3 separate regions of the Mus musculus genome follow, and regions 1 and 2 are each linked to region 3. The links are chromatin loops, found by intact Hi-C in ENCODE. Cell type or tissue: left cerebral cortex. All regions are shown on one strand. Links, peaks and the distances in the headings refer to the core of each region. The heading gives the core; the rest is flanking DNA.

Region 1 (10,104 bases), core at 1,088-9,087, 74 kb before region 3:
AAGGATACCCCTGCGAGCTTTCAGAATCCCGTGCGCGCGCACATGTGTGTGTGTGTGTGTGTGTGTGTGTGTGTGTGTGTGTGTGTGTGTTTGTGTGTGTGTGGTCTTAGAATGGCCACAGAATCTGTTTCTAATTCTCATGTGATCACTCGTGTGCATAAATCCTCACTTCAACTTGAGATGGTGTCTATTTCTGTTTGAAAGAGAAATGACACACCATTAAAAACAGCAATATTTAGATGTCTGAAATTAGTTACTTTAACTCCAAGGTCTAATTTTAAATGTAGCTCTTCTCAATTTCCTTCCTGGCTTTTTTTTTTTTTTTTTGTGAGCAGTGCTGTCTCAATTTGTTCATTTAGCAATATTTTAGTTCTGTGTAATTCCATTTAATCCCCTTTGGAACCCAGGTACCAATTTTGCTGGCTTTTTTTTTTTAAATAATAGAGATTGCTTCTTAGCATTCTGCTCGGTGCAACCCAATTTCGAGAAGCTAAATCCTGACCTCAGTGCTCCATTAATACTAAAATGGGACATTTGGCAGGCTCAGAAGTCCTCTAAAAGCTACCAGAGGCAGCTGGGCCAAAACACTAACCTTCATGTTTACAGCATCTCCATCTCCTCTATCCAGGCCAGAATCCTCATGGATGGAGCAGACACCTCTCACAGCTGGATCTTATTCTTGCCAGTGTAGAACTTTAGAGCTGGACTTTGTACAAATGTTCCCAGTGAAACAATAAAAATATAATAGGGGAACAGTTGGGTGAATTTTCTGCCCTCTTTAGTTTGTAGTTAAGTAGGAGAAAGGGCAACAGAAAATGAAATAAATTCAACAATAAGCTAAGTCTAAGTTCACACGTGTGTACATGTGTACTTTCTTTCTCTTTGTCTCTGTCTCTCTGCCTCTCTCTGTCTTTCTGTGTCTCTCTCTCTGTGTCTCTGTGTCTCTGTGTCTCTGTCTCTCTGTCTCTGTCTCTGTCTCTCTCTCTCTCTCTCTCTCTCTCTCTCTCACACACACACACACACACGTATACACACTTCAGCTGGAGACATCTCTGAGCCAGTAGTGGAGAGTGGACAGCTATTCATATGCAAATCACCAATTCTTGGTTCATCACAAGGAGAAGCTGTTGTGATTGTTTTTTTAAAAAAAGAAATGAAAATATTAAAGAAGCACAGGAAGAATTGTTTTTAATGATCTTTGAGTGGAAGGTTGATATGAGAGTAAGACATTATAAAAGGAAAGAAATACCAGTGCAAACTATAGCATCAAAATAAAAATTTAGTCAAGAGACAACCATCTCAAAATCAGCCAGGAAGAAAACCCAAAACACCAAAATCCCAATGACAAAGCCAAGATGGGACAGAGAGATTTTGAGCAAGACATGAGAAATGTTTTGTGAAAATGGGGGAGGCATCTCAGCTTGATCCCTTTGGTTACACATGTGCCACTCAGCAAGTTCCATCCAGCAAGCGGGACTCTGAGGTAAGTATCATAGTAGCTGTGAATGACATGGGTGGTCACACGGGGGACCTAAACCTCAAAAATCAATGGGCACATCTACACAAAAACCAATGGGAAAAGGAGAAGCCACTGTAGAAGGAGTCCATGAATGCCTCATCAAGAGGAGACAAAGAACAGGGTGTCCTGGTAGAGCAGAAGATAGGAGACACTTGACAACTGTGGGACAGGAAACTAGAGTCTCCTGAGATGTGGGCAGCCAATATCCTAATGAAAATGGATTCTTGTTTTCTGCTCATTCTGAACTGAAATGAGATAGGATCATAAAATAAGGAAGAGCTGGGGAACACCAGGGCTTGTAGGTGGAGACAGGACAGGGGTTGGGGGAATAGGAGGATTCCAGAGGCAAGGTTGAGGCTGTTGAGGCTCAGGGGCAGAGAGTGGGATTCCTGGGATCCAGGATGAGTATATGGGTCCCGGGTTGGTGGGACACAATATGCATGGAGCCTGAAGCTCAGTGGCAGTGTGGGTGGGAAGCATCCTGGAAGGAACCTGAGAAGTCCTGGGGAAGTTCTGTCCAGGGTGCTGACAATGTCCCCTAGCCTGCAATGCTGGTCCTTATCAGACAAGGAAACTCCCTTTGCAAGCACCTGACTAGACACAGTCTTTTTTTCTATGCCACGTGGCACCTTGATCATATTGGAGACCTCCGCTAACCAGGGTAACTCAGACTCTCCCACTGTCCTCCACCATCTTGCCCTTCCCATAGGAATTCTGCCAGTGCAGCTTCCATTTTGCTACCGTATAGAAACACATCACAGCACATGAGAAGTTAAAAAGGCAGGAACTTAAAGCAGTGTGTCCTATCCACAGTCCAGACAGAGAGAAACGGATGCATGCATGCTGCCGACTCAGTTCACGTTTCCCACTCTTCTACAAGGAGGGATGCAAACCCAGGGAATGGAGCCACCCACAGTGGGCAGGGTCTTCCCACATCAATTAACACAACCAAGACGACAACCTCCACAGACATATCCTCAGATCAAGCTGATCTAGACACTCCCCATTGATCATTTTCCCAGGTGATTCTAGATCGTATTAAGTTGTCAATTAAAACTAACCATTACGAATATGGAAGGAGGAGGGAGAATGAAATATAAATTATAAAGTCCTTTTATCTAATTCTGGCTCCAAACACCACATATATTTATAACAATTATAATCTGATGGATTACAGAATATGATCCCAAAGACGGTCTCAAAAGAAAAAGAGGAAAATAGTAGTAGATCCATGTGTAGGTGTGAATTACTGAAAGTGACTGATAGTTTATTCCCCCCCCCTCCATTAGTTATTTGACTCATTGTTGCAACCAATTACTGAGCAGACACAACTTAAGGGAGAAGAACTTATTCTGACTCATAGTTTGAGGGGGTACAGTCCATGGCTGTAGGGACGACATGGTGACCAGGCCTTGAGGTTAGTTGGTCATGTATCCACAGTCAAGAAGCACAGAGTCTGGTTCTAAAACCTCAAGGCAGCCCAGAGTGCCCTGCTTCCTCCAACCAAGCTCTACCTCTAAAGTGTCTATATCTGTCTAAGACAGAACTGTCACTAGATGAGATCAAGTGCTCAGTCGCATGCTGGAGATGCTGTTGAGAGGTTTGGGAGGGGGGTCCTGAAGCCCCTGCCTCCCTCCTGGCTCTACTGAAAACATACACCTTTCGAGGCACAGGGGCACAAAGAGGTACACCACTGGCTCCAGACATCCTTGCCTGAGCTGTACAAACTCTCAGCAAGTCAAGGGCAGAACCAGAATTGAAACTCAGTTTTCGCTGGCTTGGAGAGATGACTCAGCAGATAAGTGAGCACAGTCATTTTACAGAGGATCAGAGTTTGGTTTCTGGTATGCATGTCAAGATGGCTTGCAACCACCTGTAACTCCAGCTTCAGGGAATCCAATAACTCTGGCCTCCATGGGCATACCTGATCATGTGCACATACATGCCCCTGTGCACACTCACATATGCACACGTATGCGCGCACGCACGCACACTCACACACACACAGAGACGTTAATTAAAAGTAGATTCAATCTTGAAAAACCAAACAAAATAGAAACCACTCCTAAGTTTTCTCTTTCCCAAGCCAGGAGAACACAACAAAGTCAAACACACAACAGGCAGGTGGTGGTGGCATCACTGATAAACCCCAGCTCACCCACAGGAAGGTAGCACAGTTTCCTGGTGTCAGAGGGAAACAGTCTCCACGCTTCAATTTGTATCCTCCAGCCCTGCCCTTCCCGGTAAGAATAGCTCATGGGGAAATTCTGTGACCCTGAAGCCACGCCTTCCACACAAGACTGTGTGGATGATGGTGCCAAAGAAGTCAAGCTACAGACCTCCTGATGTTCTCCAGGGCAGCCGAGGAGTGGTCACAGCCACTTCGGGGCTGGGTAGCAGAATGCAAGGAGACTCTAGGTTCCCACATCACATATGTGACATTTTTAGTGGTCCACTTAGCTCACTAAAGATGGACTTCTTTGTCAGGATTGTATCACTCATAAATAACTCCATATCACCATTATAAACCCGAAGACATTGCCAAATATGTCAGATCAAAGTACCAACTCCTAGAAATCTGTGGATCATCAGTTTTACTGGTTTTGGTCACCTCTCAGTGTTAGTTATGTTTCTGTTGCTTCACTAAATATCCTGACCAAAGAAACTTGGGCAGGAAAGGGTTTACTTTAGCTAACGGGTTATAATCCATCATTTATAGAAGCCAAGGAAGGAACTCAAGGTAGGAAATTGCAGTAGAAACCATGGAGCATCCTTCCATGTCCACTGGCTTGCTCCCAGACTCACAGCCAGCTGTGTATTTGATGTAGCCCAAGGCCACTTTCCTAGGGATGGTACTGTCCATAGTGTGTTGGGCCTTCCTATATCAATTAGCAGTCAAAAAAATGCCCCACAAAGATACCCACAGGACAATCTGGGGGAGGCAGTTCCTTAATTAAGGTTCTCTTTTCCCAAATGTGTCAAAATGACAACCAAATTTAGCCATCATGTTCAGCAACTGAAAAAAAAAAAAAAACTTTAATATGACGAAGGGAGGTTACAATGAGTCAGCAGAAAGTTGTGCACCCAGAAACGTCAGAAATGATAAGTGGGGGCGTGGACAAGAGAGGGTATAAATCAAGGAGATGCAAGGACCATGTCACAACCAAGCTGTGGGACAAAAGCACCATGAGTCCACAAATCCCAGCTGTGGACCCAGCCCAGCCCTGTGGAGGCAGCCAGCATGTGCATGACAAAAGAGAAGGTGCTGAGTGATTCAGTATTTACACATAACGTTGACCAGTCTTCCAACCCATCCTAGGCGGGTGACATTTATTTAGGCAACAGTAGCCTTGTGGAAAGTTCTAGTTCCCTTTTCTGATCCCACTACAGGGCTGGCCTATCATACCAGGATGTTTCCTGGGTGATGGGGTGCTGCAAAGCTCTTGTGTGGCTCCCTCCTCATCGCTGACTCCTATGTCCGTATTTGTGCATCTCCTTGGGGACATAGAAGGGAAAGTGCCACTGGCTGAACTGAGGAGGAGAGGAACAAGAGGGGAGCTTAAATGGAATTCTAGAAAATGCCAAGTAAACTTTGCAGGAAGCTGGGGAGGGTGACCTCTGAAGGCAGCTTGGAGTGAGGCAGAGTAAGAGGGGGCAGTGTGGTGTCCCCATGATGGGAAGCCACACCTGACACTGCTTCCTGTCTGAGATCTGCCCAGTACTTCAAGGTGAAGGAAAGCTAGGAGTGGGGGCGCAAAGGAAGCCCAAGTTTATGCACCTCCTTCCTGAGCAGCAGGCCTCAAATGCTCAAGACACAAAGTGAACTGAAACACAAAGAAAGTTCTTCACTCTGTCTAGAACCATGTGACATTGATGGAATCAAACTGAGTCTATACCCATCCCCCAGAACTCAGTTTTTCTCAGGTCCTTAAGGTTCTCAGAAGTATGGAATGGGGGCAGACCCTGGGAGAAACCCCTGACCACTTTGCTCACCTATTCATCTGATGGCCAAGGAGATTACCCCATAGTCAGCCTCTCCTGGACTGAGGAAGTAAACAGTCCATTCCCCCACCCCCACCCCCAGGTTCATAGCAAATGGGAACGACAGCCTGGGCCAGCACCCAGTAGCCACTTGGGATCTTGTCCAGGCATCATAGCATGCAACTGAGCAGGGCAAACAGTGTTAAGAGCGCATTCAGCAAGTTCCCCACCCTCTGGCTTTCAGGGCAATGCTGAACATCCTTCAAAGGCCTTTCTCAAGAGCAGGGAGGTAGCTCAGTTAGTAGAGCACTTGCTTAGGATGCACAAAGCCCTGGCTTCAATCTGCAGCACCACATAGAACTGAGTGTGGTGCCTGGAAGGTGAGAGGATTAGAAGTTCTAATCCTGCTACAGTCACTCCCTGCGACATCCTGAGTTTGAGGATAGCTTGGGATATTGTCTTAGTCAGGGTTTCTATTCCTGCACAAACATCATGACCAAGAAGCAAGTTGGGGAGGAAAGGGTTTATTCGGCTTATACTTGCATGCTGCTGTTCATCACCAAAGGAAGTCAGGACTGGAACTCAAGCAGGTCAGGGAGCAGGAGCTGATGCAGAGGCCATGGAGGGATGTTACTTACTGGCTTGCTTCCCCTGGCTTGCTCAGCCTGCTCTCTTATAGAACCCAAGACTACCAGCCCAGAGATGGTCCCACCCACAAGGGGCCTTTCCCCCTTGATCACTAATTGAGAAAATGCCTTACAGTTGGATCTTATGGAGGCATTTCCTCAACTGAAGCTCCTTTCTCTGTGATAACTCCAGCTGTGTCAAGTTGACACAAAACTAGCCAGTACAGATATGGACCCTGTCAAGAAGAGAAGGGAGGGAGAGGGAAGTAAAAGAGAGGTGTGTTTCTGCCCCCCCCCACTCTCTCACACACACCCCGAAGCCCATTCCACTCTTCTGCAAAGGCACAAGGCGGTCCAGCCCACTGACCAAGACCATAGAGTCAGCTCTCATGCTGGCGTTGACCTGCACCCAGCCATCCAGAGTACCTTAGAATTTTTAAAGTGACATGAAGACATTTTGGAAAAAATTAACAAGAAATAAAAATGAGGGGGGAGGGGGAGTGCAAACTGAAACTCACTTTGCATGAAAGACAGATGCATGAGCGGATAGGATAAAACATGCAGAAATACAGCCGGATGTGTGTGGCGTCTGGTAGAGGAAACGGTCTCCTTCAGATACAGTAGGGACTTGGCGTGGGATTGGCTATCTGATTACAGATAATTAAAAGTCCCAGTGCGGGCCCTGGGAATAGAGCAGCTGGTAAGATGCTTTTAGCAGAAGCACAGGGACGTGAGATCAATGGCCTGAACCCATGCGGAAGCTGGGTCTGGGGACACGTGCCTGAAATCCCAGAGCTGGGGAGACAGAGACAGGAGATGGCTCACCTGCCATCCCAATCTAGGCTAATCAGTGAGCTACAGGTTCAGTGGGAGACCTTGTGTCATAAGATAAGGTGGAAGGCTGGGTATGGCAGCATGTGCCTTCAATCCCAGAACTCAGGAAGTGCAGGCAGGTGGATCGTTGTGAGTTCTCCACCAGCCTGGTCTACAGAGTAAGTTTCAGGCTAACCGGGGCAACATTGTAAGACCCTGTTTCAAAATAATAATGTACAGAGAGATAGAGGAGGCACTCATCCAATGTTTACAACTGGCTTCTATATGTATGCATAACACATGCATGTACACACACACGCACGCACTAAATACATACATACATACATACATAATTTAAAACTGTAAAGGAACTAGAAAGAATTGACATTAGCAATGGTGCTACAAGGCCAATAAGAACAGGCTGAATTCCTAAACTCCTGGTGACAACGAGAACAGCAGACCCATACACCAGAGGCCACTGCCCACAGTGTGTTCCCTTAGCTATCATCCCAGGCTATCAGACCCAGTAGGCCAGGTAAAGCCAAAGACAATTGACTCTGTTCTTAGACAGCTATGGATGCTCCATGCACAATAAAGAATCACTCACAACCAAAGACAGGGCCATTGAAGAGGATGGTGTGTGTGTGTGTGTGTGTGTGTGTGTGTGTGTGTGTATGGGAGTAGGGATGGCAGGAAGGAAGGCCACAGACAAGATGGTGAGGAAGTGGCAGACACATGGCACATTGGATTCACCATGTATGGTAAGTTCAAGGATAGGGTGTCTACCATAGGCTGTGGGCAGCACAGTGGAGGTGGCTGCTCTGTAGGAGATGGTCATATCGTGGGCTGGAAAGGCTCACACGGCTTTCTGGGGGAATGTTCTTACTGAGGTAGAAATTCTTCAGTGATTAAGATAACCTCTTCTCAGCCTGCCCCTTGCAACTGTTGCTCTCAAGAGGTATGCTAGCTCATTAAAAAAAATGAATATTTAAGCCCATAAGAAAACAGGGAAAAGAAAGCAAGTTCAAGAGGACGGGGCAGTGGGACCGGGGTGTCAGGCCTTATCAGGAGGAGCCAGTGTCTGTTTTGAAGCAGAAAAACACTATGACGACCTAGTTTGGAGAACCAGAATGGTGTGGTTTGGTTCTGTGACACCGAGGGGTCTCCAGAGCCTTTCACACTCTGTGCAAATGCTGCGCCTCAGAGCTACGTCTGTAGCTTGTCAGAAGGCTTGGGAAGGCCCTGGCAAGGGAGGAAAGGCAAAACAGGAATGCTGGCTCCCCTGGTAAAGATGTGAGCCCAGGAAATGTGTCAGAGAGGGCACCATTTGGAAGTGATGCTCTCATCCTGGTGACCCAGGATGTTATAAGAGAGGGAGGATGTGGTCAAACCAACAGCGGCTTTCAGGACTGGCATGCTACCTGGCCCTGTTCTGTGAGGTGGCATGTACTAATCTCTCAGCACAGAAATGACCAGACCTCCATTTTCTGAGTGAGAACTAGAGCCCATTTATGGTCACACAGGTGGGAAGTGGGGGTTGGTAGTACCTCTAGTTCATATCACCAGCTGTGTGTGATGGAATACAGTCCAGCCTACAACATCTGGCTTATAGTGATGGGCAAAGCCTCACTACCCAGACATCAATGTCCAACTCACGTGCAAAGGGACTTTGGGACCATGAAGTCATACTATGAATGCAAAGGAGATTTCCTGCAGAGGCCACCAGGAGATCATACCTCATTCCCATCAGGTGGCTAGCCTCTAAACCAGCACAGGGAGATGGTAATGGGGAAAACTCAAAGCCTTGCCTGTGGGTTTGAGGGAAAGTGAAACATGTGACTGCTTCGGGAAAAACACGCAGCTCCTGAAAAGATCAGACGTAGAATTCTCACAGGATCCCTAAGCACCAAAGGCAGCGGGGGGGGGGGGGGGGCCGCGGGGGGTTGCCCAGGTGTCTGCACACCCATCCTCCCAGAGGCTTCACTCACACCAGCCAAACGTTGGAAAGAACCCAACTATCCAACAGCTGAAGAGGCCTGGAATGGCAGACACAGGCAGTGAAACCATACCTGATTTACAAAGGAAGGGAGGTATGACACACAGGACACCATGCCTATAACACAAGGACTCTATAGAAAGTGAAAGCCAGTCGCAAGGAGGACAGAGACTGTGAATCTGCTTTTTTGTGTCTTGTGAGTGTGCACACATGAGTGTGTGGAGGTGCCTTCTAAGCCCAGAAGTGGCCAGAAGATCCTTTCTTCTTGCACAAGTGAGTTGCAAGGTGTGCGTGCTGGGAACGACGCTCAGGTCTTCCCGACAAAGCAAGACACTCTTAACCTCTGAGCTATGCCTCCAGCTCCCGCATGTATTTCTTTTATGATAAATTAATTCATTGCAAGGGCATGGGGATTAGCCTAAAGCAACCTTCTGAGGCTCTGGACACTAGAAAAAAAAACCCGAGGACAACTTTGGTTTGTCATAATGTTGGCAGGGAGATCATGGCATCTCATGATCTCATGGGTAGAGGTTGGGGGTCTGACAAACATCTCCAAACTCAGAGGACACCCAACCTCAACAGATAAAAGCCCTTTCTCCTCCCACTGACACAGGCAGTGGGTGGGTCCAGCCCCACAAGAAACAAACCCCTACAAGATGAGGCTGCCCTGAACATCTTCAGTCTACCACGTATGTGGTTGAATGAACATGTACTGTGTGGGTGGGGAGTGTGGACTCATTCATAATCCTCCCAGAGGATTCTAAGTTCTAATCCTTCCCAGGATCACCAGGCTGCAGACCACTGGGTAGCTCTGGGCTTCTTCCCATCACTGACTAACCCACAGATCTATGATGGGTAGGAAAAGAATGTGGGTAGGAATAAAATGTCCCTCTGACAATATGCCAGGCCAGATGTAAACATCTGTTCTTCATTTTTGAGAGAAACCCTCATGTACCCCAGCTGTCATCAAACCCATGTAACTAGATGAATTTGGGCTTCTATACCTTCTGCTGGGGATGGCACTATAGTCTTATATATTCTTGGCACATGCTCTACCAACTGAGCCACAGCTCCAGCCCATAAACAATCACCTGTAATTATTTCTCATGCTGTGGAAGGTCAGGTGTCCCCAGATGCTGTGAGAACAGAAGCAAAGGGGCACCTCATGT
Region 2 (10,104 bases), core at 748-8,747, 85 kb before region 3:
GCCTGATCAAAGACAATGCAGGTTGACCTGTGACCTCCACATGTATGCACACATATGTACATGTCCTCACACAAACATATACAACACATATGTGTACACACACACTGTGCTAACTGGTTTTGTGTGTCAAGTTGACACAAGTTGGAGTTATCACAGAGAAAGGAGCCTCCCTTGAGGAAATGCCTCCATGAGATCCAGCTGTAAGGCATTTTCTCAATTAGTGATCAAGGGGGAAGAGTCCATTGTGGGTGGTGTCATCCCTGGGCTGGTAGTCCTGGGTTCTATAAGAAAGCAAACTTAGCAAGCCAGGGGAAGCAAGCCAGTAAGTAACATCCCCCCATGGCCTCTGCATCAGGTCCTGCTTCCTGACCTGCTTGAGTTCCAGTCCTGACTTCCTTTGGTGATGAACAGCGATGTGGAAATGTAAGCTGAATAAACCCTTTCCTCCCCAACTTGCTTCTTGGTCACCATGTTTGTACAGAAATAGAAACCCTGACTAAGACACATTGGTGTACACACACACACACACACACACACACACACACACACACAGAAGGAACTATATTGTAGTACAATGTTACAACTTGCAGTTTTTGCTTCCCCAAACAGCAGAAGCAAGATGGGGAAGCATGGTTTGTTTCCCTCCATCCCATTCATATTACATATGTATAAGTTAGAAGGCCAGCATCCGAAAATTAAAACCCTGGCTTAAAGACCAGGGGCTCTTCCACATTCATCTTAAAACGGAAATTTTCCATCCGGTTTATAAGCTGTAGCATCTGTGGAATTCAGTAGACACCGAGTGAATTAAGAGCTGCCCTAAATTCTAAAAGCTACGTAAGTCCTCTGTGCTATTTTTATCTTTTTAAAGACAATGTAACGACATTGAAGAAGAGTTCCTGTGTGGAAAAGAGCTCCCAGCTCCATCCCGACACAGCCAGGCTTATCTCTGAGCAGTGTCCTCTGTCCTTGTCCCCAGTCAGAAGGCACCAGATAGAATACGTATTCCTGTAAAACTCGAAAATAACATATCATTATAGGGTCCAATTTTTAAATATTTTAAAATGCTGACTCTGCATGTTGACATTTGTAAAACCTCATCTAGAGAAACCTGAGATTTCAGGAGAATAGGGAGCAGCGAGGCCACCGGGAGGCTACGGAGCTAATGATGGTTGCTCTAGAGTCCGGCTACCGGTGGGCAAGCAGCTCCAGAAGGAATGATAAGTCAACAGAATCCCCAGCCGTAAGCCAGGATTTTGTTCTCTTGGGGGTGGCAGTTGAGACAGGGCTTCCTGTAGCCCATGCTAGACTAGAATTCATGTTGATAAGGCTGGCCTTGAACTTGTGATTCTCCTGACTTGGAGTCCTTATCACTTGGATTACATGTGTGCCCTGCCATGCCCGGAGTTAAGTGTCTAATGCTGCATAATTGATTTTTTGTGTGTTTAACTTTTATTTATTTAATTTTTCTCATAAAACACCTCCAAGGTCTGAGGAGATGGCTCAGCTGATAAATTGCTTGCCACACTTGCATGTGAGGACCTGAGTTTGATCCCCCGGAAGATGTGAAAAACTAGGACTGTAGCCTGTAATCCCAGCACTGGGGAGGTAAAGAAAGGAGGGTTTCAGGGGCCCACTGGCCAGGCAGTCTTGGCAAATGTGTGAACTCCAGAACAATGAGAGACTCTGTTTCAAAAATCAAAGTGGAAGATGTCTGACAATCTTCAGCTGAGGTTATCATCCTGTTTACACATACACACATGCTCACACAACTCACACACATTATACACACCATACCACACACAAAAGCAGCACACACATGACACATACATACACACAGACACATGCCATACCAGAGACACAAACAACACAGACATAGGACACACATACACCACACACACGTACTATATACACTTCACACACACACACATTATACCACATACACAAACAGCACACACATAACACACACACACACCATACTGCATACACAAACAGCATAAACATAGCACACACACATACAGCACACACACGTACTATACACCACACATACATACACCACAAACACACATGTCACACACTCTATGCACATGCTATATAACCCCCTCACACACATGCACACATACACAGACACATACATAAGCCACACACATAGTCAACTGGATGTGCGATCACTGTCTTGCTTGCCTCTCACCGCTCCAAGTACCCAAGAGGGAGAAAGGTGGATAAGAAGTCTTAGCCTAGTGCTCTGCTCAGCACTTGTTTCTCCTATAAGAGATTCACTCCAGCCCTCTGCTCAGACCTCAGCACTCAACACTGCTGTTTGTCTGCTCCCTGGGTGGAAGAGGTGGGGGCCTTGCTTTCTCTATTTGCTGCACTGGGGACCTGAACTCAGGATACGGGAAAGACACAGCCATATGCTGTGAACTGTTCCTGTATCCCCTAACTCACACCCCCTGGGTGTGGAAAAGCTACATTTAGACACACCTAACACATGACAGGGGTGAGACGTAGACACCTAAGTAGACCCTACCTAGACCATCCAAGGTAGAACAGGGCCTCGGAACTGGCTGTCTTAGCATTATCCTTACTGGGCTTGTTCTTTCATTAAGTGGAGAATGAGCAAGAAGGGTGGAGAGTTATAGCCTAGGGACCCCTGGAAATGAATGGCCCTTGTGTCACAGAGGCCAGGTTCCAGTTTGCATGGCTACCTAGAGCCTTGTGGGCCAGCCTCCATGAACAGCTGGGGTTCAACTTAAGACAGCCAGTGCAAGGCTAGGCTGACTAGATATCTCAAATCCACAGCCTCGAGAACTGGTTAGTCCAACCCTTAGAAAACTGATAGAAAAGGGTAATCTGTGGCACTCTGGAAGACAAAGAGGTAGCATGAGGAGATGTGGTCAGTTATGTCTCAAAAGAGCCCCGATTCGGTTCTACATTAGATCTAATTGGTCTCTACATCTTGGGTTTTTTTTGGTAGGTAGGTAGGTAGGTAGATAGGTAGGTAGGTAGGTAGGTAGGTAGGTAGATAGATAGATAGATAGATAGATAGATAGATAGATGGTAGATATATAGAGAGGCCTAAAACACAGTCATCACACAGAAATAGATAGATAGATAGATAGATAGATAGATAGATAGATAGATAGATAGATAGATAGATAGAGATAGAGAGAGAGATAGGTGGTAGATATATAGATAGGCCTAAAACACAGTCATCACACAGAAATAGATAGATAGATAGATAGATAGATAGATAGATAGATAGATAGATAGATAGATAGATAGAAGATATATAGATAGGCCTAAAACACAGTCATCACACAGAAATAGATAGATAGATAGATAGATAGATAGATAGATAGATAGATAGATAGATAGATAGATAGATAGATAGAAGATATATAGATAGGCCTAAAACACAGTCATCACACAGAAATAGATAGATAGATAGATAGATAGATAGATAGATAGATAGATAGATAGATAGATAGATAGATAGATAGATAGATATCACACAGAAACACAGCCACCCTACCTGAAATTTGCCTTTATAAGTGTGGTTGTGTAGCCTGGGTCTCCACCTGTCTACACTGCAAGTATGCCAGCCCATCAACCCTGAGACAGGAGGGACTATAAGAGACTCCAACCTAAGATGCTAAGAGGAAGAAAACTCCTGCCTATTAAACCACAGCATGCTGTCTACCTCAAGCAGGATAAGATTAAAATGTGGCCCATAAAACCAATAACGCATGGCTATAAAACAAGGGCAGATGCCAGGACGTTTGCAACCACATCACCGTTTCTTGGTTACAAGCACACCAACAGCCACCATTTAGAGCAGAATTCCAGAGAACCACTCATTCATCAGTGGGCACACTGTCAAGTTGGCTCAAGTTCAAGGTTCGGCCAAGCAGGTTCCGCATGGGCTACTCAGTCAGCTCTGAGCCGGAAGGCCCTGGGATGTCTACCTTGGGCAGCCACACACCTGTTTGGAGTCAGGAGTGCGCAGATTCAGGCTGGCGGTGGAGATGGTCAGGGAGATGCTCATCCCTGCGAACTGGAGGTTGCTCTTCCCCAGGATGCTGGACAGCATCTTACTCGGCGGCTGTGAAATCCAAGGGGGAGAGATTAGCTTTTGATGCAGACTCTGTGTCTGAAAGGGCAAAGGCTGAGATGCCAGTATACCCCAGCCCCAGACTCTCAGTCTATGCACATTCAGGAATATGAGTTATAAAACTGTAAAAGATCTAAGATGTAAACTCTGGGGGAGAACTCCTTGTCTTCCTGGCTGCCTTGACTATAATGCTGGCGTCTCACAGATCCCTTTGATGTAAACCTCCAGAAACCACGCAGGCAGGCTTGGTGTCTCCATCACATGTCAGAAAGTCCTTATGGGAGTATCAGAGAGCTCCAGTGTCCAGCCAGTCACCTTCTCCTGGATCCCTAGGCACATGCTAAAGCCTTTCCTGTGTCCTCCAGGGCCAACCCACGCTTTCCGTTTGGCTAGAACGTCCTCTGATCACTATGCCAAAGAGTTCCTAATCAGACGCACAGTTCTTTAATCCAGTAGGAGAAACAGTGCAGCAGCTGAGGCTGTCTAAAGTGGAGCTGGGAAACAGAAGGTCGCATCCCTCTGCAGAAGCTCAGACCACAGGATGTTCCTGTGACTCAGATAAGAGGCCAGACGCAGACCCGCTGGCCTGGTATACCAACCACTCAGTGGGGAGTAGCCTAGTTAATGAACCAATCAGAATGGATTTGCAGTTTAGGGTGCCTGCCCAGCCAATGACCTGTCTCAAAAGACAAAGTTTAATGGAAAGCTTCTACTTCAAAAGAATACATCCTGCTGAACTTACCTCCGGGTTGCCATGGTTTGGCCGACCCAAACCTCAGCTCTTTGCTCCCAGATAGATGCTATTTCCTTTAGTATCCCTGCCAATTTATTTTCTTCTTTTTCTTTTTACTTGATGCTTCAAAAGAGCCTTTTAGAGAACTCATCTCCCCTGTGCAAGAGTCGGGTCAAGTGCATCTGGGGTACAGTCTGGAAAGCAGCCTTTACCTCCATCTCTTCCCACCAAGAGAAATGCAAGGGAACCACAAGACTTGTTAGGAACACTTCCTCTTAGAGATGGTGGTCTTCCTTGCTGTTTCCAGGGGGGCACCTTGCTTTCTGTATTCAAGATTCTAGAGCTTTGCTTGGTTCCCAGGGACTGACCATCACATAACATCAGCTGCCAAGTTCTGTGCCCTAGGCCCAGTTGCCCTATAGGTTCATGAATGTTCCCAGTTCTAAAGACAGAAGTGACTTGGAGACAAAGCTATCTGGAATCTGAAAGCTCAGACTGGGGCAGATATAAGGCTCTATGTGGTAGGCTTCCCCACAAATCCCTTCTAGGTGGGTAAAAGTTATGATTGTGGCTGCTGAACTATTTCTTTCTTAGATACTTAATGAGAGAGACAGCTTAATTCAATGTTTTCTTCTTCTTTTTTGTAGTGATATATATAGATAGAGATAGAGAGAGATAGAGATAGAGAGAGAGATAGAGAGAGAGATAGAGATAGAGTGAGTGAGTGTGTGTGTGTGTGTGTGTGTGTGTGTGTGTGTGTGTAAGAGAGAGAGTACAGGTGCAGATGTGTGCAAGCACGTGAGACTAAAGGTCATTAGGTGTCTTCCTCTAAAACTCTCTACCTCATACTTGGAGACAGAGTCATGGAACCTGAAGTATACCAATTCTGCAACCCTGACTGACCAGTGAGCCCCAGGACCAGCCTGCCTCTGTTTCTCTAGCACAGGGACTGCAGGCATGTGCTGCCAAGTCAGGCATTTCACATGGATAACTGGGGATCCAAACTCACATTATGCAACAAGCGCTTTACCAGCTGAGTTTTCTCCCCAACCCCCAGATATTTTCCCCTCCTAATCCAGCCATATTCAGGATGGAACATTCTAGAAGTATAGCTGAACATCTGCCTCTGGAGCAGGTGATCTGGCTTGACCGTAGCCCCAGCTCCTATCCACGTCGTGGCTTCTCAGCCCAGAGCCTCAAGTTCCATCATCTACAGCATGGGGACTTCCAGTGACGCAGCTGAGCCGGCTCAGGAAAGCTAAGCGTCCCATCTTTAGAAATGCTATGAGCTGACCACTAAGCACAACTATTATTGAAAGTTAGTTTATACAAAGTCACAACTGCATTAAATGGCATCTAAAACAGCAAATACTGGCTACCTGGTTTCACGCTGTGTAAACCTGTGCTCTTCGGGCCCCATCTGCTGTGCTTGGGCAAAATACAACACAGTAATAGCTATATGGGTCTTTCCAGGGACCTTGCATTGAAAGCTTGAGTCAGCCACGGGAAAATATTTACACTATAGTAGTTGGCATTGTTACGAACTCAGTGTCCTGCCTCCCTCTCACAACTCCAGGATCCAGTTGTTAAACATTTGCTAGCATTTACCACTTAGGTGGCAGGCCCATGAGTGGTTAGGGGTACATGAACTCATGTATGTAATGGGATTCGGGGATGCTTAGCCAGGTGTTCATTGTTATCATTGTCTCCAGGGTTTAAGCCACTGTGGGTATCTACAACCTTGAGAGAGACACACAGAGAGACAGTGTCTTAGCTTTCGTTGGGTGGTTTACCTTAAGGAATGACAAAAATGCCCCAGGTCATGTAAGAACACAGTGGACAGTTATGTGGGTGGAGACACGGAGGATGGCCCTGAGACACACGCAGGAGGTCACAGACGTGACAGTGAGGGTGACCGTACCTTTCTCTTCTTGAGGGCTCCTTTGGCACCTGGCACAGCTTCGCAGACACGGCTGATGGCTTCCCTAAGGGCAGGGAGAAATTCACTTTTATTACATGCCAATCAGAGTTATGTAACTCGGAGAGTCCGCACTCAGAGGTCCAGGGGCAATAACTGCCTGCTTATTTTAGCATAGAAAATTGGCCCTCCAAGTGTGTCTCTCCGACAAGCAGAATTAAACCAAGCACAGGCAGGGCATCTTAAAACTTTCGCCACATTCTCTCTCTTCCCTAGTGTGGTCATATGATGATCAATGCCGCATTTTGTTTTCCCCTTTTCTGAACTTAACTAACATTTCGTTTTTAAAAATCAGCACCTGATATGAACTCTCCCCAACATTTTCTTTTACTCTGTCAATCACGTCTTTAGCAACATCCTATCTTGGACAGATTACCAGGACCTAACCTATCCAGCCACCACAGCTCATAGAGGTCCCTTCCGAAGTAAGTTCAAATGTCACCAGAGGAAACATGATTCTCACTGTCGGACTCCTAACGTCTTCCATTTTAAATACAGTCAGCTGGGGCTACAGCCCAGTTGGTAGAGTGCTACCCTAACACTTCTGAAGCCCTGGATTCTATCCCTAGCACCCCACAAAACCAGGTTTGGTAGTGCATAGCAATAATCCTAGCACTCTAGAGGTAGGGATAGGAGGATCAGAGAGGTTCAAGGGCATCCTCACCTAATGGCGAGTTTGAGACCACATGAGACGCTGTCTCAAAAAATAAAAATAAATGAATACAGCAGCATTAACCCTCACCTCACAGTCTGCACCATGATCACCAGAAGAAACTGCCAATACTCAAGTCCTCTGCTGCTAAGCTAGCATGTTCTAGCATATTCTCTAGGTTCAGTATATTTCCTATAATAATTTTAAATTACAGTGGGCTTAAGAGTTGAGGAACTGCTGAGTCACAAAAGCCCAGAGGCATGAAGAGTAAAGGAATTCTGCGGTACAAGGGTCTATGCCCAGGGCAGGTGCGCAGAACAGTATTGGTTGAGAAGTTTGCTATGCCAGGCACTGTCCTCACTGAGGGATGAGAGTGCCCTTGTATAAAGAACACGCATAGGCTCCAGCAGGGCAGGAATCCCATGTGCAGGTCTCATCCAGTAAGGGCTGGAGAACTGGGAATAAAGAAAAGTCCAGGCAAGGAGGCTGCGGAGGTCCAAATCAGGTGTGTCAGGCTCAACCCTGTGACTCTCGGGAAGTAAGAAATGACTGGGAGATCCAGAAGATGCCCCAACTGGTAAGAAGGACACATGCTCCACTATGTTCATAGCAGCCTTATTTATAATAGCCAGAAGCTGGAAAGAACCCAGATGCCCCTCAACAGAGGAATGGATACAGAAAATGTGGTACATCTACACAATGGAGTACTACTCAGCTATTAAAAAGAATGAATTTATGAAATTCCTAGCCAAATGGATGGACCTGGAGGGCATCATCCTGAGTGAGGTAACACATTCACAAAGGAACTCACACAATATGTACTCACTGATAAGTGGATATTAGCCCCAAACCTAGGATACCCAAGATATAAGATACAATTTGCTAAACACATGAAACTCAAGAAGAATGAAGACTGAAGTGTGGACACTATGCCCCTCCTTAGAATTGGGAACAAAACACCCATGGAAGGAGTTACAGAGACAAAGTTTGGAGCTGAGATGAAAGGATGGACCATGTAGAGACTGCCATATCCAGGGATCCACCCCATAATCAGCATCCAAACGCTGACACCATTGCATACACTAGCAAGATTTTATTGAAAGGACCCAGATGTAGCTGTCTCTTGTGAGACTATGCCGGGGCCTAGCAAACACAGAAGTGGATGCTCACAGTCAGCTAATGGATGGATCACAGGGCTCCCAATGGAGGAGCTAGAGAAAGTACCCAAGGAGCTAAAGGGATCTGCAACCCTATAGGTGGAACAACATTATGAACTAACCAGTAGTACCCCGGAGCTCTTGACTCTAGCTGCATATGTATCAAAAGATGGCCTAGTCGGCCATCACTGGAAAGAGAGGCCCATTGGACACGCAAACTTTATATGCCCCAGTACAGGGGAACGCCAGGGTCAAAAAGGGGGAGTGGGTGGGTAGGGGAGTGGGGGTGGGTGGGTATGGGGGACTTTTGGTATAGCATTGGAAATGTAAATGAGCTAAATACCTAATAAAAAATGGAAAAAAAAAAGAAAAAAGAAATGACTGGGAGAACAGCTGAAGGCAGTTTGAAGTGAGGAATGCCTAAAGGAGCCAGGAACACACCTCAACTCCCACATGGAGAAAGAGAAAAGACCGCAAGAACACAGAAAAATAAACCAACGGGCACAAGAGATGGGCTGAATGAACAAGAGGAAAATAGCTCCTTAGAGACAGCCAACCAGTTTCCCCAAACAGAATACTCCTCACAATTAATGTCTACCGTCTAGTTGAAAAATAACCATGGTCTCAGTGTGGCTGCTTCAGGAGACGTCCTTGTCAAATTAGGGCAGGGACCATGCAGGCGGGCTTCATGTTTGCCATTCAATGCATTGTGGAGACGGGGAAGAAAAATGAGTCTTTGACAGTTTGGACGCCAGGAAGCCTACACGGTATGAGTCATCCTGACCTGGAAAAGCGAACCTGAGCAGATGTTTGGGATGGCAACACTGTTCCTATTTATTGTATAATAGCCATCGCCTGTGCCCAAATAATGAAATACACACCATCTAAATCTGCTCAAAGCAAGCTCCTTCTTTGCTTTCAGAACACGGGGGTGTTGTTTTTGGTAATGAGTTAATGTGTGTGTGTGTGTGCCCACATGCATATGAACGTGCAAACACCTGCATGCAGGCATCTCCATCGGTCTTCACCTCAGTCCTTTGAGTCAGAGTCTCTCACTGAATCTGGATGGAACTGAATCTGGCAGCCAGTAAGAAGACCTAGCAATCCTCCTGCCTCCACAACACCCCCACACACATACAGCAAAGGGGTATAGGTCTGTGTAACCAAGCCAAGCTTTTGTTTAAGGAGTGCTGAGGATTTGAACTCGGGTCCTCATGTTTGCAAAGCTGAGGCATTCCCTCAGCCCTCTGCTGTCTTTTTCCATGAGCATGTAAGTCTCCGTATGTGTTTTTTTTACCTGTTTAATATTTTCAGATGTATTTTATTTTTAATTATGTGTATATGTGGGATGGGGGCATGCACCCACGTGAGTGCAGGTTCCCTCAGAAGCCAAAAGAGGGCAATCAGATCCCCAAGAGCTATAATTAGGGGTGGTTGTGAGCTGCCCAACGTGAGTTCTGGGAACTAAAC
Region 3 (10,104 bases), core at 1,087-9,086:
AGATAATTGGAATTTCTAGAAATTTGGCTTTTTGAATGAGAATGAAGATTGTCCCAATCTGAAATATCATTGGTTGTTCACCTATGGGTTGCAGAGATGGAAAGGAGCTTGTGTGTGAATATATGATATGTGATGTGTTGCATGTATGAAAGCACTGTGTATGTGGTGTGTGTGTGTGTGTGTGTGTGTGTGTGTGTGTGTGTGTATGTGAGAGAGAGATGCAGCATGTGTATATCTATGCAGTGTGAGGGTTGTATGTTTGTGACACGTGCTGTATATGTGTATGTATAATATATGGCATTTGTGTATATCTATGCAGTATATGTGTATGTGATATGTACTATCTATGATACAGTGTGTAGCATATATATATATATATATATATATATTCAATGGAAGGCACATATATATGTGATGTAAGCTCTGAGTCTGAGTGCAGTATGTGACATGTGTGTATACCTATAGGTATGTGGTGTATATGTATATAATATGTAGTATATGTATGTATATATATGGCATGTGCATATCTCTACAGTGTGTGAATAAGTGTATGTAACATAGCATGTGGTGTGTATATGCGGTATGTGGCATTTGTGTATATCTGTGATTGTATATGTGGGATGTACAGATGTACACATATATGATGCATGGTGTATGTGTATATTAATTAGTTATAACAACTTGTATGGGGTATGGAGTTGTGCTTTCATGTGTGGTGTGGTGTAGTGTGTTTGTATATGTGTATGTGGTATGAGTATATCTTTAGACAGATTGTGCATATGTGTGTGCACGCGAGCATGCGTGCATGCGTGCGTGTGTGTGTGTGTGTGTGTAGGATATGAGGTATATATGTATATGATGTGTGTGGTATATGGCACATGTATGTACTTTGCAGTGGGATATAAGTATAGATATGTGGCAAGTGTGTTCATTTAACAAATCAACACTTATGTCACATAAGAGAGAACACATTTTCCAGACCAAATTAGAACTTAACCATCAACGTCATGAGAGTTTCTAAAGCTATCGTTCAAATGTTTTAGGCAGTATTTGCATGCAAGCTACACATTCCAAGGTGGTTAAACAACTTTAAGAGAAAATATCAACCTTTAAAGTTCAACTCATCTAGAACCAAAACAAAAATCCAGTTAGTTTCACCGTCTGAGGTCCTGGGTGGACTCATAAGGACTTGGCAAGCACGGGTTTGCATGAACTTTACCCATAGTTACTAAAAAAATAAAGCTGTAAGAAAAGGATGTCATTGTAGATGAGTCAAGTCAAAATTTAAGAATAAATTTCAGAATAAATCTAGTTTATAAAAACCACCCATAAAGATAAATAGAAGATTAATGAATAAAACAGATGACTCACAAACTCCAGATGTCACTAGATTCATAAACCAGAGAAAAATGATTTTAAAAGCATTTTTTAAAAAAACTTAGCTCTAGAAGAAAACCAGTCCCAACATACCAAGGAAAACTCCCTCCTTGTCAGTTGGTAAAACCTCCTCTACGCCTGGGGAGTCAGTGGTAGAACTCTAACTGAGCATGTGTGTGGCCCTGGGGTCAATTCCCAATAATGACATTTCCATAGAGACCCTATCATTTTCACCCCAGTAAAGAAATGATGGCACAAACTGATACAGAGGGGTCAGCAGGATCTATGAGCAGCCCAGGCTGCCAGCTCCCTGGGTGCACCACAGTGTGCACCGCTCAGTGCAAGGACCTCAGCCGTTCTTCTCTGTTTGATCTTATTTTGGTAGTTTGCACTTGGGACTGCCCTAAATGGGATCACATCTCAGCACATCAACCCCTCTCAGCCTTTTAAAATGTGGTTCGAAAGAGCCTTTCTTTTGATGACCATGTTGGGGCCAGCGGCTGGCCTGATGCAGACCACAGTCTCACAGCCCACAACTGTTGTCTCTGCAGCCACCAAGCAGTTCCAAAACCAGGCCTTAGACCTGCTTGTCTGCAACGGCTCTTCGGTGCCGGGCTCAGACCAGCTTTCCTGTCTAAGGTCTCCCTCACTGGAACTAGGAAAGAGAAGAAGGAGCAGCCTGAGAGAGCCCCATGCCAGCCACTCTCACAACACAGGTGGGGAGCCACAGAACTGTTCTCCTTTATCTCCAGCCATCTCCAGCGACCCTTACATCCAAATAGAGAGCAAGCTTTAGATTGGCACATCATGACAGTTCATGGTTCTCAGCTGTCAGGGTTTCCGTTCTGTCTATCCGGGGCATGGCTTGTTGTTCATTCTCTATTATGATACCACAATTAAGCATGTATCTGGAATACTTAGAGGGTGTCTTAGTCAAGGTTTCTATTCCTGCACAAACATCATGACCAAGAAGCAAGTTGGGGAGGAAAGGGTTTATTCGGCTTACACTTCCATACTGCTGTTCATCAACAAAGGAAGTCAGGACTGGAACTCAAGCAGGTCAGAAAGCAGGAGCTGATGCAGAGGCCATGGAGGGATGTTCTTTACTGGCTTGCCTCACCTGGCTTGCTCTGCCTGCTCTCTTATAGAACCCAAGACTACCAGCCCAGAGATGGTCCCACCCACAAGGGGCCTTTCCCCCTTGATCACTAATTGAGAAAATGTCTTACAGTTGGATCTCATGGAGGCATTTCCTCAACTGAAGCTCCTTTCTCTGTGGTAACTCCAGCTGTGTCAAGTTGACACAAAACTAGCCAGTACAGAGGTGTAACGTAGTGTTGCCACTGAGACCTGGCTGGCAAAGTCTAAAGCTGAGCCCTCCAGAGTGCATAAGCCCCCCACCCACCCTTATTGAACAGCAGGCTCAGGTTGTCATTAAGTCCACAGAGTGCTTACCCAGGATGCTGGAAGCCCCAGGTATGATCCCCAGCACCAGGGGATCTCCAGGGACCAGACAGGGCTACTCACACCTGCAATCTCCATACAGAGGTGGAGGGAGACAGGAGGATCAGAAGTTCAAGGTCATCATTGACTATATAGTAAGTTCAAAGCCAGCCTGGGATACTAAGACCCTGTCTGGGCATGTAGGGAGAGGGGTGCTTTTTTATGGAAAGAAAGGGATAAACTAACAGCAGGCTCAAGGGTGGCAGAAAATATGGGTTAAATGTGCAGGGAGCTAGGAATCCTGTTGGTTGGGAACTTTTTTTAGTTTCCAGTTTCTCATACTTCTTCAACGTTAGCAGCTGCCCACAGAAACAAATCAAAACCCACCCAGCTTCAGTATCCACAGTGCCCTCTCAAGTAGATGAACTTGACGTGTCGGAGTTATCACTCCTGTATATGACATCCAGTTGCCACCTACCAGGAAGTACTTCTCATAGATCGGGTGTGATGATGCAGTGCTGGATTTTTCCAGAAATCTAGAAAACATCCGGGGCATTCTTTAACTTAGAAAAACAAGTGTATAGAAAGGAGTTGAGTCCTTTCACAAACTCTAAACCCTAGGGTTTTAGAACTGAGTTCCGGGTTTAAGATGCAGGCTTTTGAAGGTTCCAGAAGAACTCTTCGTTCATCAATAACACCATCAGATAAACACCACCGTAAGAAGTTTTTTTAGTTTTGTGGGGTTTTTTCAATAAAACTAGTCGGTTTTGAAGTCAACATGACAATGTGGGAAATCTGCTCACATGTGCCGACAGAGGGCCACGTGATTATGCACACAAGGACTGCAATTGTCCCTTAGTATCTGTTTGGCTTCCTTTCTGTGTGATCTCAAACTTCTCCGGAGATGCGGGGAACCACCCCTGGCTTTATGCTCACAGGAGCATAAACACTCACAGCTGCGGATAAACAACCAGGCCAATAACAACTGGGTCACTATAGTGTGGGTCACTGGTGCCTGCATCTCTATGTGTAGGTGCCTCTGGGGCACTGCTGTACCCTCTTCCTGGGGACACACATAGACTCTGAGTAGACCCAATCAGCTTTCTGGCCCTGGATATACGGCTGCTGACACTGGGATAACTCAAAACTGTCCCCACAGAGAGATCCCAGGCTAAGCAGGCTATCTTATCTTCCTATGTTGGTCCTGTGGCGTCATCTCACAAGGGCAAAGCCTTCATTAAAGTGATTTTTCTCCCTAAAATACCATTTTAATTTGTCTGGCTGAATATTCAAATTCCAGATTCACTGACCTACTGTTTGGGCACCGGTACAGCTGACACCAAGTCAAATGGTTCTTTTAAAGTATGGGTTTGAAAAAATGTCCCTCATTTTGAAAGCAACCCTCTACGTTCTATGGGGTGCGTACCCCAACAGCTCTACCCAAGCTCTATTTACCTATTTTTTAAAAGCTTAACAGAAACAAGCAGAAGAAGCAATTAGGAGACTACCAGAGGTAATGACTACATTCCAGGCACAGTTTAATCCCGAGGTTATCAGTGTTGGCTTTCCTTTGCTTATCGGGTTGGCTTTGCCCTTTGGGCCCTGGACGTATCAGTTAAATGATCAGCAGTCATCCTTTCCTGAGATACACGCAACAGGATGTGCGTATATTATGCTGATCTGTGCCCCCTTTGTGAAAGTATAGTGACAGTATATGTGATTTGTGTTCAGTAGCTGAGAGGACCAATTAAAAGCAAGCTGAAGAGAGGGAGGTCCTCGGCCACATTCCCTACATGCGTTTTATACAGTCAAAGATAATGTGCACCCCTTAGGGAATTTGGTTCCAAGCTGCCAAGATGCTACATTTTATCTGAAGAAGTGTCCTATGGAAGTTTTAAATTGGATCTGCAACTACCGCTTACAGGCCAGACGTCTGTCCCACAGGTTTGTTGACACAGGTGACTGAGAGAGCATCTACTTCAACCGAAAAAGCAGTGCCCTGGGGCAGAGCATTGGGGGGGGGGGGGCACGATGAAATGAGCCCCTGGTCTCTCTCCTGGCTCTCATCTGGGCAAAGCATGGCTGTGTCTGCTGCAGCTGGTCTGGCTGGAAGAAATGAGCACTTGGCAGATGGGCTGAGCTGTGCTGGGTACCTTATAGGCCTTGGCACGCTTGAGAGCTGCGGGGATTCTATCAATTACGTTGGGATCTTTAAAATTATTATCATTTTTTGTGTTACAAGAAAAGCTCCTTTCCCTCAGGTGGGTCCAAGAGCCACAACCTCATTCCCTCTTTAGTCCATGAAAAGGTAAGACTTTTATCATCCTGAAAAATAGTCTCAAATGCTCCCCATGGCTGTAAACCAAAACAGTTCAGAGCCAAAGAAAATCTTTCTGGGTAAGACGCTAAGAACCCATCTTTTATAGGAAGCAAGGCAGTGTCTCCTGCCCTGCCCTCTAGAAGCTGGTTGCTCTTGCTCTGGGGGGTAACTATGGCCCACCCCGCCGCCAGGGGAGGACACAGAAGTTGTGACATCGCTCATCGGGGAGAAGGCTGGCTGCCAGGCTTGACAAGTGTACCTCAAGTAGGCCAGACCATGATCTCAGGGATGGATTTCTAGGGAGAGAGGGACATCTGATGAAGCCAGGTGACCAAAGCATGCTTCAACAACGGTGCCTTGGGGAAAGCAGGCTCCATGCGAGGTGACCAGACAGTTCACCCTTTCCCCCCCACACAGAGCATTTCTAATTCTCTCCTTGCCCTGTCGAGCAAGAGAATGGCTAAGGAGGGCTTATTTCCTCACATCCAACTGTCGTCTGTGTTCCCTGGGGCTTGTCCCTGAACCCTGGGGCTTCAGAGAATGACATCTGTCCCCAGCCCTGACTTCCTCCTCCCCACCGCACCCTGTCTCCGAGACCCCCACCCAGCAGTGTGCTCGGGTTACCCACCTTGACCACATAGGTGACTCCCGGCCCCAGCACCTGATCGCTGGTGTGCGGCGCGCCCCGAGGGGGCCTGGGCAGTGGCTCGTCGCCGGCCCGGCTCTTCCTGGTGGCACTCATGCTGGCGGCCGGGGCGCGGGACCCGGGGGTCGCGCTGCCGCCGTCCGGGGCCGCCAGGCTGGGCGCGCTGCAGCTGCCCGAGAGCCGCGCTCCTGCCCGCTCCCGGGCGGCCGACGACAGGCCACGCAGGCCGGAGCTGGAGAGTTTCAAGTGGGACACCTTGTGGAGCAGGTGGCCCAGGCTGCCGGGCCCATCGTCCGGCGCCTTGCGCAGCGCCTCGCCCGACACCAGGTAGGGGCTCGCCGCGGGCTCCGCCGAGACCTTGCCGCCGCTGCCGCTCACCGACAGGCTGTGGAGAAGGTCATCGACCGATGTCACCGAGTCATTCCTGAAGCGGTTGTACTTGGTGCGTGGAAGCATGCCCCTCCGTGGGCTCGCCGCATCCACCCGGGCGCTGCTGCTGCCGGCCCTGGCGCGGACTGCCGCGCATAGCACACGAGCCGCGGTCCCCCGAGCGGGACGAGGAGCCCGAGTCCCAGGACAGCCTTTCCGGAGAGGGACAGCCGAGGCCGACGACCGAGCCCTTTTCACCGTTACAAGGCAGCAGAGCAGCAGCCACGCAGCGCGGGCCCTGGAGACCGAGGGTTGGGGTGGAACGCTTGCCTTGCAAAAGTCATAGTTGCGGCTGATGGAGCGAGCGGCCAGCTGCACGGGGCTGCTCCCAGCAAAAGCGTGACTCACTCTGAGGAGACCCTTCTCAACAAAGGCTCGGTGAGCTCCGCAAATCACTTCCTGTAGCAAAAAGAGAGAGAAGAAAACGACATCCACCCGCTGACAGCAACTACAGCCAATCAGTTCTCAAATTTCCTTTTTCTACCTTCGCAGATATTTCCTTCCAGTCTTTGCCTTTTCACCTACCCCCTCCCCATCCCGCATCTGTGCCAAAGGTAAATCCAGTCCCGTCAAATGATCTCTTGAACTTTCCGCAACCCATTATTCCGTGCAATGGCTTGCTCTTCCCTTGCTCAGCTCATGTGGATGAAGCCCAGAAGTGTCTGACAGGGATGCGTTCAAATGTGACGAAGGCTTTTAAAGAAGTCTTCAAGGCGAATCCTGATGAATCCTGATTTTGGAAAGTAGCAAGAATTTTAAGTAGGAAAAAAAAAAAGAGGGGGGACCCTTCACCAGCAGATGAATATTTAAGAAAGAAAGAAAAAAACCTGTCAGTTTCCTGTGGTTTGCTTTTCTTGTTCAGATCAGCAGAGCAGCCATGTATCTGTGGCGGTGCAATTCCTGTACCAATTCACGAAAAAAAAAAAAAATCAGCACAGAAATTTCTTCTCAGTACAGCTCAGAGGGGGTCTTCCCTAATAATTTACAGCAGTCAGCAGCCGTACTCAGCTAGGGTTCAGTTGAAAAATCTACTTCAAAAAAAAACCTGCATCTCTGCTGAGCGGCAACAGGCTCCAGAAATCCATGCCAAAAAAAGAGAGAGAGAGAGAAAGAGGGCCGCGTTTTGAGTTTTATTCCAAGTGAATGTGTTTCAGCCCTGGAAGCATGCCTTAGTAGCATTACCAATCCGTTTCAATGTCCCTTCAGTTGCTGCTTGCAGCCCTGCAGTCAGGCAGGAAAAAAAATGCGGCTGCTCTAACTGTCCATCAAATCCACAGCAAGAATGGCCTCTTCCTTGCGAGTCGGGCCCAGGCTTGCAGTGACACGCACAGGCCTTCTTCCTGACGCTTGGGAGAATAGGACATCGACAGCCTCCCCGAGGGTCTGACCAAGATTCTGAGACCCACTGAGCCCTTCCTCGGTGGCCTCTACCAGGTGGCCTCATGTGTTAAGACAGATAACCTGCACCACCGAGAAGTCAATCGCTGTCAAAGTTTCCTGGTAACTTCTGTGCAAGCGAATGCATTTGCCTTCTAGCACACTAGCAGGTCACCCTGAGTCTTCTCACGCCCAGGGCTGATCTCGGGAGGCAGTGCGGTTCCCAGGCTTTCTGGGAGCCCCAGGAAGGGAGTTTAGGGAGAGCCACCCGTGGCGGCCGTGCAAGTGAGGCCGGTTCCAGAGGACGAAAAAGCGCAGAGCCGCCAGGCCCGCCCTGGCGCAGCAAACACGTCCCCACCGCTCTCCAACCGCGCGGCAGCCCTAGCTGAACAGCCACCCCGCACTCTCTTTTCTCCCTTCCTCTAGCTCGCATAGCAACAGCAGATGCGCACCCCACGGACGATTTCGATGGTGATTGGAGTCCCCCTCCAATCTGAAGCAAGTCAGCCCCACCATTCCCAAACCGTGGTCTTCTTCATTAGAAGCAGACAAAAAGAAAAAAAGAAAAAGGAAAAAAAAAAAAAACAGACCGAATGTGAATGAGATGCTGTTTGTGTGAATGAAAGGGCCGGCGAGCGAGCCAGCGTTTCTGTGAATGGAGCGGGTCCTTGCAGCCGGTGCCAGGCAATCCCCTGGGCTCAGGCGGCTTCAGCCAATGAGAGGCTGAGCCGATGACTCATTCAACAAAGGCTCGCTCAATAGTGGAAGATTCCATTTCAATCAAGGGCGGGATCTTTTATCCAACAGCAGTGTGGGAAAAAAAAAGAGAAAGAAAAAAAAAAAAATAACACCACCCAGATTGATTACAAAAATTCTGGGAGGAAGAAACAAGCCGGTATAGAGAGATGGGGAAAATTAGTTTTATAAGGGTGTTGGAGACTATCGGGTCAGTTCCGGGTGAAGCAGGACCACTCTCTGGGAGGTGAGCTGTACCCAAACTTTCATTCACTGGTTCTTCTACCTCACAGAGCAGCCATGAATGTACCAGCTTTTATTATGAATGCACACAGAAGACCCAGTCAAAGGCTAGCCTCTTCCCCATGAAGTCTTTCCTAATAAAGGAATAAAGAAGACCTATGCAAGCTAAGTCTCCAGAGCAGCGGAGGGGATCCCAAAGCTACATCATTTAACCCTTTAGCCAACAAGGAGACTTTGGATTCTATTATGAGGCCAACGGAGGGAGCCGACTGAGAAAATATGAATGGCGGTGTAAATTTACATACAACAATTAGACTCGTTGGTGTTAGACGTTAATATACCAAGAATATCATATAGTACAGCTAGAGCTGCTGTTAGCTGGAAAGTGATACGAATATTTTGGTGTACAGGAAAAAAGAAAATAAATTAAAGAGCCCAAATGCGTCAGATGGAATTCCACAGCCCCTGCAGGGGAACTCTGCTCACGTGCCTGTCCCAGGAGAGCCCTTTGTTCGCCCTAGGGAGCCTGGCTGTCGCTTATTTTAGGCATGATCCCCCAAAGCCCAAGCTCTGGGCTGTCAACTCGAAACAAACTGGCACCAGTGAGAACGAGGATAGATAATTCTAGATGCCATGTTCAAAGTCTGCGCTATGCTGTGACTATCACGTGTTCACTGGATGCTTATGTTGAAGTCTAATCCTGGCCACCTTTCTTTCAAAAGGTGAAAGCTTAGTCTGTGTCATTTAGGGGAGGGGCTTCTGGGACAGGACTGGGATTAGGTCATCAGAGTAGAGGAGCAATAGCCCAGTCTGTAAAATGCTTTATCTTGCAAGCAAGAGGACCTGAATTCAATCCTCAAAAACTCAACATTTAAAAAAACAAAACCAAAAATACTAACAGACAAACAAATAAATGGGCTGACGACCCAGTGTTACACAGCCAGCCAGCCCAACCCCTCAGCAAGTTTTAAGCCAAGAAGAGACCTTATTTCAAACAAACAAGATGGGGTCAGCAAGATTGCTATCAACCTTGATGATTGGAATTTAGTCCCCAGGAGCCACACAGTGGAGATGATGTTGTCCTCTGACCCCCTACACATGTGCTCTAACATGCATCTAATGAAAAGCTATTTTTAAAGAAAACATGGCTGTCATCCAAGAAATGAGAGTGGAGGCCATACTCTGTCCTCCACATGCAGGTATGGCACACTTCCACACAAGCACACACAAGGATGCACCTGCACACATATAACCACATAGAAGTAGAGAGTCTGAACACACACACTCGTGTGTGCACACAGGCATACGTGTTCCCAGTCTCTCACCGTCTTAAGCCCTGAGCCACCTCAGACTCTGCTAGCAAGAATCCCAAGAATTTGGTCTCTCAGCTGTACCAGACTAAGGAGCAGAGGTAAATTATCTTTATTCATAACTCACTTAGTTTATTGGACTGTGTTATTAACCAGAGATATGGATGGAAATCCTATAACAATGCCAAGAAAGTGCCTTGCCTGGGCAGCTGACATTGAGAACT

Evidence for each region. A loop is a pair of places that touch in the nucleus more often than their neighbours do. Peaks named below come from ENCODE experiments on the same cell type or tissue, not always from the same donor. Only the 100,000 strongest peaks of a DNase experiment are listed, where the experiment ranks them.
Region 1: it touches region 3 in a loop (2.1-fold over the local background); 2 of 42 quality-filtered maps call a loop at or near these places.
Region 2: it touches region 3 in a loop (1.9-fold over the local background); 2 of 42 quality-filtered maps call a loop at or near these places.

Annotation. Positions count from the first base shown.
Region 1 is chr13:51,487,091-51,497,194 of GRCm38, forward strand. The region is part of intron 2 of Shc3 (src homology 2 domain-containing transforming protein C3); the gene reads right to left. Among named protein-coding and RNA genes, the nearest start is that of Gm32834, 73 kb to the left of the region's middle. In left cerebral cortex, for the core only: no CTCF peak of the experiment used is centred there; a DNase peak (open chromatin) is centred at 4,637.
Region 2 is chr13:51,476,114-51,486,217 of GRCm38, forward strand. It overlaps Shc3 (src homology 2 domain-containing transforming protein C3), which reads right to left. Exons shown (of 12, transcript NM_009167.5): 3 at 6,769-6,832; 4 at 3,986-4,105. Among named protein-coding and RNA genes, the nearest start is that of Gm32834, 62 kb to the left of the region's middle. In left cerebral cortex, for the core only: no CTCF peak of the experiment used is centred there; DNase peaks (open chromatin) are centred at 772 and 3,864.
Region 3 is chr13:51,561,203-51,571,306 of GRCm38, forward strand. It overlaps Shc3 (src homology 2 domain-containing transforming protein C3), which reads right to left and starts at 8,249. Exons shown (of 12, transcript NM_009167.5): 1 at 5,769-8,249. The coding sequence starts at 6,242. In left cerebral cortex, for the core only: a CTCF peak has its summit at 5,271; DNase peaks (open chromatin) are centred at 3,853, 4,637, 4,988, 5,337 and 6 more places; H3K4me3 peaks cover 5,943 bases; H3K27ac peaks cover 4,140 bases.